Linked DNA regions of Homo sapiens: region 1 is linked to region 2. A link is a contact called in ENCODE Hi-C or POLR2A ChIA-PET data. All regions are on one chromosome and are shown on one strand. Each heading gives the region's core, a stretch centred on a gene start or an enhancer-like site at or near the end of the contact. The rest is flanking DNA. Distances are from core to core; before and after follow the strand shown.

The links. Hi-C counts contacts between places; a loop is a spot of excess contacts on that map. ChIA-PET counts read pairs that join two places held with the same protein, here RNA polymerase II (POLR2A). Pooled maps may share reads with other maps.
Region 1: a loop to region 2 is called in a map with no recorded cell type, with 6 times the contacts of the local background. The contact joins two enhancer-like sites. A Hi-C loop is called at or near these places in 1 of 168 maps with a recorded cell type or tissue (B cell), 3 of 37 single-sample maps with no recorded cell type and 5 of 50 pooled maps. POLR2A ChIA-PET finds 5 or more read pairs at or near these places in 14 of 52 experiments (B cell, CD4-positive, alpha-beta T cell, HepG2 and 10 more).

What each region holds. Positions count from the first base shown.
Region 1 is chr3:177,336,330-177,341,028 of GRCh38, forward strand. No RefSeq gene overlaps it. Among named protein-coding and RNA genes, the nearest start is that of LINC00501, 44 kb to the left of the region's middle. RefSeq lists a silencer at 772-1,066 and enhancers at 2,352-2,646, 2,504-2,603. Within about 2 kb of position 2,447, at least 10 of the 41 ENCODE cell types and tissues checked have a DNase peak (open chromatin) inside an H3K27ac peak, as active enhancers do.
Region 2 is chr3:177,374,969-177,379,343 of GRCh38, forward strand. No RefSeq gene overlaps it. Among named protein-coding and RNA genes, the nearest start is that of LINC00578, 65 kb to the right of the region's middle. RefSeq lists an enhancer at 3,299-3,478. Within about 2 kb of position 2,348, at least 5 of the 41 ENCODE cell types and tissues checked have a DNase peak (open chromatin) inside an H3K27ac peak, as active enhancers do.

The DNA.
Region 1 (4,699 bases), core at 1,197-3,696, 39 kb before region 2:
AATGGACTAACAGAAGTTCAGTATTAGATTAATAGGACTCTCACTTTGTCAAATGGAAAGCCGGTTAAGGGGGTGAATTCCTTAACCTGGATTTGAGGACAGAGGCATCCTGCTTAGTAAAAAGTACCCTCAGAAAACCTGAATGTGATCCCCAGCTTGCCACTCACATCTAGTTCAAAAGGGAACCAACTATTTCATCTCCTGCAGCCTTGGAGTTCTTATCTCTAAAATGACATGATGGCCGGGCATGGAGGCTCATGCCTGTAATCCTGGCACTTTGGGAGGCCGAGGCGGGTGGATCACCTGAGGTCAGAAGTTCAAGACTAGCCTGGCCAACATGGTGAAACCCCATCTCTACTAAAAATACAAAAATTGCAGGCATGGTGGCACATGCCTGTAATCCTAGGTACGCTGGAGGCTGAGGCAGGAGAATTGCTTGAACCTGGGAGGCGGAGGTTGCAGTGAGCTGAGATCACACCACTGCACTCCAGCCTGGGCGACAGAGCTAAACTCCTTCTCAAAATAAATAAATAAATAAATAAAATGGCTTGCAATTAACAGCCTTGTATGCACAGAACTGTTGTGAGGCTCAGTGAGACAGAATTCATGGGAAGTGCTGCATAAATGGTATGTCTATCTATAACTGAGGGATTATTATTGCTGGACACAAATTCATTTATTGTTCTCGATTGGATGTACACATAATTCAAATTCCCCAGAAAACAGCTCTGCCCTTCATTTCCAGCTGTGTGGTATGCAGCTTCTAAACATTTTTACTGAAACCTTGCCTCTTAACTGTTAGTCTTGAGGGTCTACACACAGCTCCCACGCTCAATTAACTGTTACTTCCCCAGGCAGCTGCAAGGCAGAAATTTCTGATTTGTGTTACAACCAGTCTAGCCCTCTGTGTCTTGGCTACGGACAGACATGCCTCCACAAAGACACAAACCAGAATGGAATCTAACAGGAACCTTGGTGAGAGATGTGCTCTGGGAGGAATGAGATATGAAGACAGGACTCAAGAAACGGTGGCTATAGACTTCTTATAGGAGGCTTTAACTTTCTCAGTTTTGAAATGCCATATTTGTTTTGCTGTGCGATGAATATAAGTGAATTAACAATGTGCTTACAGATTTCTTAGCTGGTAATGTGATAAAATTTAAAATATTCTTGTTTGGTATCATTTTGAAATTTTCTTGGCACTTATGAAACTAATGAGAAACACCCGCATGCTGTTGGAGAGAGTGAGTGCATTTTCAGGCCCAGCATTTGGGAGCTTCAGTCTTCCGTAATTCAATGCATGACAATAGATTTATTATTGAAGAAATGAAGAAAGAGGTCAGGCAAAAAAACCAGCAATTAATCATTTGAAGACACTGAGTCATCTACTATTTTATGTCAGAAATCTTGTAGCCATGTTTACATAATAATAAAACAGCTATAAGAGGGCAGATGTTTTAGGCCTAGACATTCGCTAGTCAGTAACATGTAAATGTGAGAGTCCTCGTGGTTACGGTTTCACACCTTTCCATGGCGGTTGCCAGTCAGTTTTTCCTTGCTGTTCATAAGCTACCAAGTAATACACATTTGTCTTCACTCTGGTCTGCAGTGAAAATAAAATGAGAAGAGAAAGAAGAAGATATGAAGTGGAACAATGTGGTTGGGAAATTCCCATATCTTTACCCTAAAAAAAAAAAGAAAAAATATTACTCTTTTAAGTAAGGCCCAAGAGAATATTAAATGCATATACTATGATTCAAAGAAAATAGTGTTACCATTTAGTCATCAAAGTGGACCTTTGGTCTTGGCAGCATGTGTGAAACTTAAGGGTGGCAGCATGTGCTCTGTTAGTGAGTACATTTGTAGCAAACCACAGGGGTCTGAGTTCTTATTGCCTAAGTGCCCATTTTCTTGGGTGTTTTGCTTTTGTCTCCAGAATATCCAGAGAATGAGTTTGTTAATAAAAAATAAAACTGGCCGGGCGCAATGGCTCACGCCTGTAATCCCAGCACTTTGGGAGGCCAAGGTGGGCAGATCACCTGAGGTCAGGAGTTTGAGACTAAAAATATAAAATTATCTGGGTGTAGTGGCGGGCACCTGTGGTCCCAGCTACTCGGGAGGCTGAGGCAGGAGAATCGCTTGAACCCGGGAGGCAGAGGTCGCGTTGAGCTGAGATCGCACCATTGCATTCCAACCTGGGCAACAAGAGCAAAACTCCGTTTCAAAAAAAATAATAATAATTTTTTTTTTAAAGAAGGGTAGCCAACAGATGAAGAAAAATAAGTAAATTCCTCCAAGATTCAAGACAAGATTTAAATACTTTCTAGCCATTTATTTTTCTAACCAGATTTAATTTGGAAGTATGAACAAAAAAAGTTATAGCATCACGCTCTGGTCAGCTTGTCTCAGATAATGGCTTGTGTGACCAGTGGAGGTCCTGGGGGAAGGGAAATTCAGAGGGCAATAAGGAACTTCTCTGTTATCTCAGAGTTTCACAATACACACAGGAAACATTTGTAGCTGGTCCTCTGTTAGCCTGAAAGATTAGCTAATCCCTTGTTTCACCATAAAATGCATTTTTAGCAATAGTTCCTGAACTGCAAGCAAAAACTCAGGTGGCCAGCTCATAGTCCTCCTAAATTACAGTTGAAAGATGCTTTGCATTGTAGATATTGGCTTGGGCAATAAGGAAACTGGTATAGTTCCTGGGGATGTGCTGGGCTGACATGAACCTCTCTATGCCCCACCACCAATGGAGCAAGCCGATTTCCATGTCCAGCATGCCGTATACATTCTACAACAGTGTTCTTAGGGTAGTATTGGATTCCTGAAGCCCAGAGATGGATTAACTGTCCAGGTGCCCCAGATGAATTCTAACTCAAATTAACACATCCTGTCTATACAACCTTTCAACTCTATATAGCAAAACTGTGACCTCCTGTTCAAACAGGAAAGATAAGCAGCCACATTTTATCATGGTGGTTCCTGAATATGTTTGCTACTAGCCTGATTTACTCACTTATAGTTTGCCCACTAGATCTTTTTCTCTAGACATAGTCATTTCTCTTTTTTCTTTCTTCTCTTTCTTTCTCTTTCTTTCTTTCTTTCTTTCTTTCTTTCTTTTTCTTTCTCTTTCTTTCTTTCTTTTCTTTCCTTTCTTCCTCTCTCCCTTCCTTCCTTCCTTCCTTCCTTCCTTCCTTCCTTCCTTCCTTCCTTCCTTCCTCCCTTCCTTTCCTTCCTTCCTTCTCTCTCTCTCTCTTTCTTTCTTTGTTACGGAGTTTTCCTCTTGTTGCCCAGGCTGGAGTGCAATGGAGTGATCTCGACTCACTGCAACCTCCACTTTCTGGGTTCAAGCGATTCTCCTGCCTCAGCCTCCCAAGTAGCTAGGATTACAGACATGCGCCACCATGCCTGACTAATTTTGTATTTTTAGTAGAGACGGGGTTTCTCCATGTTGGTCAGGCTGGTCCTGAACTCCCGACCTCAGGTGATCCACCTGCCTCGGCCTCCCAAAGTGCTGGGATTACAGGCGTGAGCCACTGCTCCTGGCTCATAGTCTTATTTTATTTTATTTTATTTTATTTTATTTTATTTTATTTTATTTTATTTTATTTTATTTTTTTGGGACAGAGTCTCGCTCTGTTGCCCAGGCTGGAGTGCAGTGGTGCGATCTCAGTTCACGGCAACCTCTGCCTCCTGTGTTCAAGCGATTCTCCTGCCTCAGCCTCCTGAACAGCTGGGACTACAGGCACATGCCACCATGCCCAGCTAATTTTTTGTATTTTTAGTAGAGACAGGGTTTCACTGTGTTAGCCAGGATGGTGTCGATCTCCTGATCTCGTGATCTGCCCTCCTCAGCCTCTCAAAGTGCTGGGATTACAGGCGTGAGCCCCTGCGCCCGGCCTATTTATTTCTAAAAGACCTGGGGGAACTTTTAAAAACTATATTTTAATTTGTATAAAGAATGTATCACAGATTTATTGTGCTGGAAGAGATTTATTGTGCTGGAAGAGGTTTTAGAGATTATCTAGCCCAATGGCCCAATGTCTTTATTTTAGGTATAAGGACATGAGAGGCCCAGAGAGGTTAAGTACCTTGCTCAAGGTCACTCAGCTAGTTAGCTGTAGTAGATCTACCATATGAGCACATGGTTAATTCCTAAAGTATTCCCACAGGTCCTCTGTATTCACAGCTCCTCATTAAGCAAAGACCTTAACTCAGAGAGCTGTTTTGTGACACATGTTACACCCAGCACTTTTCACCTTTAAGATACTGGGACAGGACCACCAAGAATACCAATGGGCTGAGATCAGCTTGGAGGGTCAGCTGCTCACAGGGTTTCCTGTGCACTAAGGCGGCATGACAGCTGGGGAGTATCTATCCTGTTTGTCTTTCTGAATAACCCTCATAACTGAGATGGCATTTGGCATAGATTCCAAATTACAAATACGATCAAATTCATGTGTGCTACCCCACAGTGCATGATGAGATTATTTATTTATTTTGTGTTAATTAATTAACTAATTTTTATTTTTTGCTTTCATTATTATTTTTAACTGACACATATTTATGGGGTACCGTGTGATATTTGGATACATGGATACAATGTATAATAATCAAATCAGGGTAATTAGCATAACCATTACCTCAAACATTTATCATTTCTTTGTGTTGGGAACATTAAAAATCTGATCTTCTA
Region 2 (4,375 bases), core at 1,098-3,597:
CTTATCCCCCAGGCTGGAGTGCAATGGCGCGATCTTGGCTCACTGCAACCTCCACCTCCCAGGTTCAAGCGATTCTCCTGCCTCAGCCTCCTGAGTGGCTGGGATTACAGGCATGTGCCACCACGCTCGGCTAATTTTTGTATTTTAAGTAGAGACAGAGTTTCACCATGTTGGCCAGGCTGGTCTCGAACTCCTGTCCTCAGGTGATCCTCCTGCCTCAACCCCCCAAAGTGCTGGGATTACAGGAGTGAGCCACCGCGTCCGGCCACAAAGAGGCTTGAATGATGTGATGAGTATGATATGTGAATCACAATTTTAAAAAGCGATCATGGTTCAGTCATTTTCTGATATTTTCTTATGGGCATGGACGAGTGTAACCTATGCCTGTGACACCAATGAGGACAGACAGGCAAGCAGGATGCCCTGTTCTTGCTTGTGATAACTGAAATAGCAAGTTTCCAGTCTGGTTTTCTCCCTAGGCTCTCTTAAATGCCATCATAAGTATCACTGCAGACAAGGAGCAAACTGGGTATAGAGATTGTCTCCAACACAGCAGATGGATTCCTGTTTTCTTACTATATTCACTGCTGTATCATTATGGGGGAAAGCAGTTGAACAAGGAGCAGACATACGAAATAAAGTCTTTGTTACCTATAGGCAAATAAGTACATTAATTTTGTGAGATGTTTCGAGAAGAGGAATGATAGGAATCACATCCTAGTGTGTGTGGGTATGGGAGACAGATTAAAAGGCATTCCTAGGAGGAGCAAAGATTTCAGGAGCTACTAAATGATAAAATGTGAGATCCTAATCAGAAAGATGGTACTTTATGTATAGGATTGAGCCTGAGAAAAATTATGGAAGGGTTGTATGAGTGATTTGGAGGGGGAGGGGATTGGAAAGTACAGAGGGGACTCCTGGGGAACGAGAGAACTTGCTTTTGTTCAGAAGCATTAGTCTTTAATGTTGAGGGCATTTGAAAAGACCTAGAATGTAAATCATATTAAAAATCAAATCAGCAGGTTTGTTTTTTTTTTTTTTTTTTTTTTTTTTTTGAGACGGAGTCTCGCTCTGTCGCCCAGGCTGGAGTGCAGTGGCGCATTCTCGGCTGACTGCAAGCTCCGCCTCCCGGGTTCATGCCATTCTTCTGCCTCAGCCTCCCGAGTAGCTGGGACTACAGGCGCCCGCCACCACGCCTGGCTAATTTTTTTTTTTTTTGGATTTTTAGTAGAGACGAGGTTTCACCAATCACAGGATGGTCTCAATCTCCTGACCTTGTGATCCACCCGCCTCAGCCTCCCAAAGTGCTGGGATTACAGGCGTGAGCCATCACACCCAGCCGTATTTTTTTTTTTTTTTTGAGATGGAGTCTTGCTCTGTCACCCAGGCTGAAGTGCACTGGCACAATCTCAGCTCACTGCAACCTCCACCTCCCAGGTTCAGGCGATTCTCCTGCCTCAGCCTCCTGAGTGGCTGGGACTACAGGCGTACGCCACCACGCCCAGCTAATTTTTGTATTTTTAGTAGAGACGGTGTTTCACCATGTTGCCCAGGCTGGTCTCAAACTCCTGACCTTTAAGTGTTCTACCCACCTCGGCCCCCCAAAGGGCTGGAATTACAGGCATGAACCACTACGCCCGGCCAAGTATTTTTCTTTTTTTTCTTTGAGCATCAGTTGCATGCACGGCACTGAAACATTCTGTGTTTTTCCCCTTTTGTTTCATGTTCATGGTTGCTTCTCCTGAACGTGCACAGATGAGAAAAGAGGAGTTAGACTATGTCTGCATATCTTTGGCCATTTTTTATCAAGGGGGCACAGATAGTCAAAGACTGAGCCAGCCTTGAAAAACAATGCATTTGTGGACTCTCCTCTATCACTATTTTTATTCCTATAAACGAAAACTTCAGTACTATGATACAGTAGCTATAACGTTCCCTACAGCTCTTCACAATATGGCAATTACTGAAATGGTTTCTTTCTCATTATGCAGCCCCAAAGCAGTGAGATCATGAGGTAGGCAGCAAGAGAAAACAATATTTAATTTGTCCTAAAGGACAGGTGCCATGGGAATAAAAATATTCTCCTTTCCCCTGAGGTTTAAATACGTGGACACAACCAAAAAATGCAGGAGTGATACTGCACACCAAACAAGCCCGAACGTAATCGCCTAATTAAATCATTTTCATCTAATGAATATAAGCAACAAAATAAACTGGCATAGCAGCGAGTCAGGGAGTGATTCCAATGGAAGCAACTGCAGAGGTGGTGTGGCCGTGCCGGGACTTGCAGAGCTTTTCTGCTTATTTTCAAGTGACGCCCGTGTTGGCACCTTAGCTCCAGGTGAGTGGGTCTGAGAAGGCGGCTCTGTCTGGCAGTCTCCCAAACAGGGTTGGACTTCCTATGCACCTTCACCTTTTGCCTGGGGAAAGCTGGGTTTTACCCGAGAATGCTGGGGAACATAGGCTGGGCTAAGTGTGTTCCCTAGGGCTATATAGGGGTTTCCCCCGCTGGCCTGGAGTTTGTCAATAATATTTACAAAGACAAATCCCAGGTTCCTTGATCTTGATAACGGTAGATGGAAAAAGTTTATGGTGTTATTCTGTGTTGCTTTAACATGAGATCAACAATGAGTTGCCTTCCGTCTCAAGATGATAAGGGATATTTTGGAAACATTTTGAGAACAATTTTTTAGCCTTTACCATCTTGTTTGACTTCTCCCTTTAAAACTATCTTCTTGGCCTGGTGCAGTGGCTCATGCTTGTAATCCCAGCACTTTGGGAGGCCGAGGCGGGTGGATCATTTGAGGTCAGGAGTTCAAAACCAGCCTGGCCAACATGGTGAAACCCCGTCTCTACTAAAAATACAAAAATTAGCCAGGTGTGGCGGTGAGTGATTGTAATCCCAGCTACTAGGGAGGTGGAGGAAGAAGAATCCCTTGAGCCTGGGAGGCGGAGGTTATAGTGAGCAGAGATTGCTCCACTGCACTCCAGCCTGGGAGACAGAGTGAGACACCGTCTCAAAAACAAAAAACATAAAACATCTTCTTTGCCTCTTGCCCCACCTATAGAAAAAAAAGGAAAAAACAAACAAAAAACTAAAATAAGTTGACCACGAGGACAACTTAGTGCATTTTACAATGGAAGAAACAGTGATTTTGGAACTATTCTGACATGTATTGACTGACAACTGGATTCTACCACTCACTGGTTCTGTGACCATGGACAAGTTCAGATTCCTCGTCTGTAAAATGGGAATGATAAAGCAGATTCAATGAGACAGTGTATGAAACGTGTAGATAGAGCTGTTCTTCAAGGAAGATCGGTTTCCTTGGCTGGGAGGTGCATACTCTATTTACGGACGGACATCCCTTACTTTCTAGATGCTTCTGTGACAGGGGATTCCCATCTTGTCACGTAGGCAGGAAAGTCCCTTCTTACTATGTGGATTCTAGGGGTGTGAGAAGATTTCTTTTCTCACCACTGTGGCAGTGAGGGTTAGGGGAGTCCCTTTTCACCCCTTTATTTATTTTTTATTTTTTGTTTTTCTTTTGAGACAGAATTTCGCTCTTGTTGCCCAGGCTATAGTGCAATGGCAAGATCTCGGCTCACTGCAACCTCTGCCTCCCGGGTTCAAGTGATTCTCGTGCCTCAGCATCCTGAGTAGCTGGGATTACAGGTGCCCGCCACCATGCCTGGCTAATTTTTGTATTTTTAGTAGAGATGGGGTTTCATCGTGTTGGTTGGCCAGGATGGTCTCGAACTCCTGACCCCAAGTGATCCACCCACCTCTGCCTCTCAAAGTGCTGGGATTACAGGTGTGAGCCATTGCGCCCGGCTTTAATACTGATGGAAAAGAGGGGAAAGAAAGGGTGGAAAAAGTCACTTCTGGGAAATGTAGTGCAGAGCTTGATGGGAGTGGAGGCAGACTCCGTTCTTGCCATGTGTTTTGTGCTTCTGAAGGGGAGAGGGCTGGTCTATTTCTAGTGCATATTTCACTATAGGCTGACTCCTCCCTGTCTTGTGCTGTTTCCCACTTACCCCCCACACATCTTTTAAAATCGGTAATATCAACACTTCCCTGGGTTCTTGCTCCTGTACCTCTCCTCTTTTTAGCCATTAATCTTCATTTGTGTTTGCAGAATATGCCAGTAATGTGGAAACAATCTTATTTCTAGCTAAGGGAGATTTGAGAAACTTTGCTTCGGCTCTCATATATAACACACAGGAAAGTCACAACCCTCACCCTTGTGGAGTCTGCTGCCTAGTGGACAGAAGTGAATATATGGGCACAGGTGTGAGGGAGGAGAAGCCTTGGGCCTTTGGGCAGCCAGGCGACTTACAAAAGAAGACGCAGAGTTGACAGTTGGATTTAAAG